Regions from separate parts of the Homo sapiens genome. Here region 2 is linked to region 1. Evidence: chromatin loops called from intact Hi-C (ENCODE). Cell type or tissue: GM12878. All regions are shown on one strand.

Evidence for each region. Hi-C counts contacts between places; a loop is a spot of excess contacts. Peaks named below come from ENCODE experiments on the same cell type or tissue, not always from the same donor. Only the 100,000 strongest peaks of a DNase experiment are listed, where the experiment ranks them.
Region 2: it touches region 1 in a loop (3-fold over the local background); 3 of 110 quality-filtered maps call a loop at or near these places.

Annotation. Positions count from the first base shown.
Region 1 is chr3:112,110,988-112,113,487 of GRCh38, reverse strand. C3orf52 (chromosome 3 open reading frame 52) reads right to left here. Exons shown (of 6, transcript NM_024616.3): 5 at 343-524. MIR567 (microRNA 567) reads right to left here and starts at 687; the gene lies at 590-687. In GM12878, a CTCF peak has its summit at 1,492 (motif pointing left); a DNase peak (open chromatin) is centred at 1,437; H3K27ac peaks cover 1,411 bases.
Region 2 is chr3:112,978,317-112,980,816 of GRCh38, reverse strand. No RefSeq gene overlaps it. Among named protein-coding and RNA genes, the nearest start is that of CD200R1, 4.5 kb to the right of the region's middle. In GM12878, a CTCF peak has its summit at 1,377 (motif pointing right); no DNase peak of the experiment used is centred here.

The DNA.
Region 1 (2,500 bases):
AGGTTGCTAATCATGTTGTAAAGTAGGATACAGGGCTTAGAATGTGGGTGAACTGCATGAGGAAACATGTAGCAATGTTCATCTTTATAGTTGAATTATCTTTTCCATAATTGCTCCCCAACTACACTGTCTAATTATGGAGGGCACGGACTGTGTAGCCTCCACAGAGAGGGGAACATCACCTCACAGCAACACCATCTGCTGAGGGGATGAGTGAATAAATGAATAGTCTGACACAGTACCAAGTCACCACAGTTGCCAAATCGAACCAAGCCAATTTGACCCCAATCTGGTTCACCTGTTTATTGTCACAACTCTGACTTCTTTACTTGCTCTACTTACCATAGAGCAAGAGGGATGTTGGATCAAGCCCCAGACTCTCACAACCAGGTATATTCTGATCACGGAAATCCTGTAGCAAAATGCCCAGCACCAACTCCTCACTCATCATATACTTCATAAAATTTTCATCATCTGATGGAACCCCAAATTGCAGGTCATACGTTACTGTGGCATTTTCACCACTGAAAGGCAATGGAAGACATTAAAACATAAACAGCATCATACTGCAACTCAAGAAATGAATTTAAGCAATAACTTTTTTTTTTTTTAGTTTTGCATGTTCTTCCAGTACAAAATAGCAAAGAATGTTCTGTCCTGGAAGAACATACTGTCCTATAAGAATCCTCTTCCATAGATTCATCACAAAAAGTTGAGGTGATCCTAACCTCCTCCTTCCACCTAGTACCTATCCTCTAGGAATCCACTGGGAGAGGCCATCAGAGGTAGAGGTAGAGGTGCCCATCTCCAGTCAAGATGCTGAGAAGATCCCAGGCTTGACCCACCATCTGTCCCAACCCCAGCCTTCATCCCTTAAGGCAAGCCAGGGAAGCCTCCCCTTTTCTCCACACACATTCCTTCTTCATGTTCTCAGCATTGCCCCCACAAAGGTGTGCCAGGGATATTTAGTTTAACCAATTCTTTATTTGACCTATGAAAATGTTTAAGGCACAGCCAAAGTTTCCTACCATTGGCTGGGTCCAGAACTTCTGAACGTTGACAGAGACCACCCTGTGTATCAGCAACAAATCAGGCTTCCCTGGTTTGTCCCCAAAGTGAGAAACTTTTCTGTCCCATTTCCAGAGGCCCCTAGGGCAAGATAACCAAGCCCTGTAACTCTCAGTAATGGGACCTAAGGAAAGGGAATTTTCATCTTCCTAGAACATTTTTTCCCATTTCCAAAATAAAAATAATCAAGGGCTACCCTCCATTAATTAGTGTCTAATGCTACTCTTTAAATGCTACTTCAACATTTAGTTTATTCATAGTTATCCTATTACTTTGGTTTAAGATGGGCCAGATTAAGAACCAGCAATAAAATAATGAGCAGGAGGCCACATCTGAGACTATCACCTTGGGGAAGTTTTGCAGATGCACCAGTCCCATTAGTGTGAATCAGGCCACTGCCCCTGCTAAGGATAGGCAAAGAGCTCCCTCTTCTGGCTACAGGTCACATAGGCCGATACTCTTCGATCTTACAAGGTGGCTGACAATTGAGCTTATAAACTCTACTACGGCTGGGAGATGTGCCAGATCCTGCAGATCAAATGAATAATGGAGAGTCAGGACTCTGAAGAAACTCATAGTTTCAAGGATGCCACTAAAGGAGGGCCAAAAAATGCACTTTCAAACTGCAATCCAGCTAACCTAGTTTGCAGGTGTCATAACTTGTTCCCTGAGCTCTGCCCTCTAATTATCGCTAATGATGATCAACACCTACACAGCCAGCCACCCTGCATTCCCAGGGGCAAGGACTTGGGCTGGCTAATGAAGAGGGCCAGAGTCTGACTTTCAGAAGACCAGGTCAGAAGCTGAATGGGAAAATCAGGCCACCTAGCCTGGCCTGGCCAGCCCATCCTAATCCCCCATGGCAGGTCACAGGGTAAATTTACATGAGGCTGAATTTTGAGAAAAGAGCAACTTTCAGGGCCTTTCGCCCAGCTGCCCACCACTGGAGTGAGTCTAGCAGCTAATAAACCAAAGGGCATTTTTCCAGGTTCTAGCTGGGCCAGTCCAGGGCTGAGGTCACAATGCCCCTGTAGACACAAATGCATGTGCCAGGGATTTAGCCGCCTCCCACCCATGTGCAGCAGCACCCTTTGGGAAGCAATGGCTTTTCTTCCTCAATTCAATACTTTAGGACCTCTGCCTGGACTTCTTGAAATAAAGTGCAGAGATGTCACCGTAAGTACCATGTACACTGGGTCTGTTTTGTTTTGTCTTGTTTGAGTCTCTCTGTGTCACAGGCTGGAGTGCAATGGTGCGATCTCAGCTCACTGCAACCTGCGACTCCCTGGTTCACACAATTCTCCCGCTTCAGCCTCCCAAGTAGCTGGGTTTACAGGCACGCGCCACCACGTCCAGCTAATTTTTGTATTTTTAGTAGACATGGGGTTTCACCATGTTGGCCAGGATGGTCTCAATCTCCTGACCTCATGAT
Region 2 (2,500 bases), 870 kb before region 1:
AATTTGCTTATCAATTAATATTGTCTGAGACATTTAAGGTAAACCCACTTGGCTCAGTCTAGACTATTTCTTTTTAAAATGTTCTGCTCTTCTTGACTTTAATATTAGGGTGTTCTGGAGATCAGATGATACTTGTCTCTCTTCAGCATGCTTTGCCTTGATGTTAGTTTTTAGCCAAGGTATATGATTGGGCTTTTCCTTTAAAAAATTTATTTCCATATCTTCTGGATTTCTCAGTTGACACTTACAGATGAAAATTACCTGACTGCCTCAGGGAGAAAATATCTTAATGCAGAGCTACTTCAAGGTTATATTTTTGACAAGATTTTCCATTAATTTGGTTTCTTGGGAATGAAAGACAATTGGCTGAGTGGAATATCATTGCATTTGAGACTAGATTTAGAGTGGATTATTTTCCAACATTTATTCAATTGGCAGACAAACACTGTGGGGTACCATCAACCCCCTTCATTGAAGGACTTTGTTGCTCCAGTGTTGACAGTGTTTTCCACAGTTCAGGGATTGGCCTCTTCATGGATTTCCTTACCCAAGGTCATGGTCTTTCCCGTGGCTATAACAAATGACTCATAGATGCAGAAGTGTAAAGATCTGCCCATTTCAGGACAACAGAGGACAACTCTAAGGGGCAGTTTCAGCTCTATAGCTCCCCATAGGGCTAGCTGATTCTGGTGTGGGCCTACCATATAGTGTGATTCCCTATACCCACATCAGTTTCTGTTCCTTCTTATCCCCAAGTGATGATCTGAGGTTACTCCTTAATATAATAACAATTCTTCACATTAAACTCCGTCTTGGAGTTTGCATTCCAGGGTACCCAAAGGTGGCAATCTTTGCAAATTTTCATGCAATGAGATAGGGAATCTATCTTCTATCCATCCATCCATCCATCCATCCATCCATCCATCCATCCATCCATTTATCCATTTCTTTACACTGCTGCTTTTAAAACAATTTTTAAATTTTATAGAGATGGGCTCTCACTATGTTGCCCAGGCTCGTCTCAAACTCCTGAGCTCAAGTGATCCTCCTGCCTCAGCTTCCCAAAATGTTGGGATTACAGGCATGAGCCACCATGCCTGGCAGCACTGTTGTTTTATTAAACCATCCTGGCAACTCAAAAGATTCATTTTTGTTTTTTTCAGCAACATTTCTTCAAGGTATAATATCTGTACTATCCATCAGGTAGTCATTTGTTATGTTGCAGCAGTTTCCAAAAGATGTAAATTAAATGTATAACATTTAGGCATGTTAGCATACTTTGTGATCAAAATCTTAATGTGAAGCTATTTTTGAATTTGCTAGATAAATTTACAAAAATCTTAGCATTGATTTCACCAAATTATCTCCAGGGGGCAGCAGAGAGTAATCTTAATGCAAATAGATGATTAGAAACAGCACAGGGTTTGCTTATTTATTTAAACAAAACAGACCAATTTTGAGCAGGTAAGGAAGAAAGAGTGAATTAGTACATAAATAGAGTCAGTAGGGGTTAGGAACCTGGGAGATGTATTGGAGACAAAACAGAGTTACCACCTTCAAAAAAGTAGATAGTAAAGCAGAGACTAATTAGCCACATAGTTTAAGAAGTAGACTTTGGAGTGAGATTTCTTGGGCTTGAATCCTGTTTCTATCACTTATCAGCTGTGTGGCTTTTGACAATTTACATAACCTCTCTGCTTTGAGTTTCCTCAATGGTAAGTGGTATTTACTATATAGGATTGTTGAGATAATTAAATTAGGTAATATTTATAAACTGCTTAGAACAAGATCAGGGTGTTAAGCTTAGGGCTTGACAAATACTTGCTATGGATCTGACCAGTGAGATTTACAGTTGATATTTAGCTAAATATAAAATGTGATTACTAATTTCTCTACTCTGATTTTGCTTATTTTGATACTGCACACATTTGATTTTCAAACATCTATTTCTCAATTTTCCTTTTTGTATAATCTGTAAAATTATAATAAAAAATAATCATTAATTCCAATATGATATATTTTTTCTAACTTTTTAAGAAGACTTTTTATACATTGACGTAGATCAACCATATATTAGGAGTAAAAATTTTCAAGAAAAATCAATATAATAGTAGGTATAAAAATAGAAGTATGCATTTTTTGAGGCTCTTTTAAGTTACTGTTTAGTCTATTTAATGATTGTCCATGGAGGAAGATACAGGATTTCAGATGAGTCTTGAGAGCATGGGTCAATGAAGGTTACAGAGAGGTAAATTGGAAAATAGAAAATGGAATATGCCCAGGAAAGCAGTCTTTTTATGCAACTGTATGTTGAATTATAGCATTTCTGTGGTAATTCATTAGATTCAGATCTGTAGTTATTGTACAAGGGAGCAGAGAGGAAGTAAAGACAAGAGTGGAGTGCTGTAGAGTTTGAGTCCCTTGAAATTCTTTAGACTATTCGGTATTGTTCTTTTTACCTCTGTGAAATTGGCATGTTACCACTTGGCTAGCAGTAGGA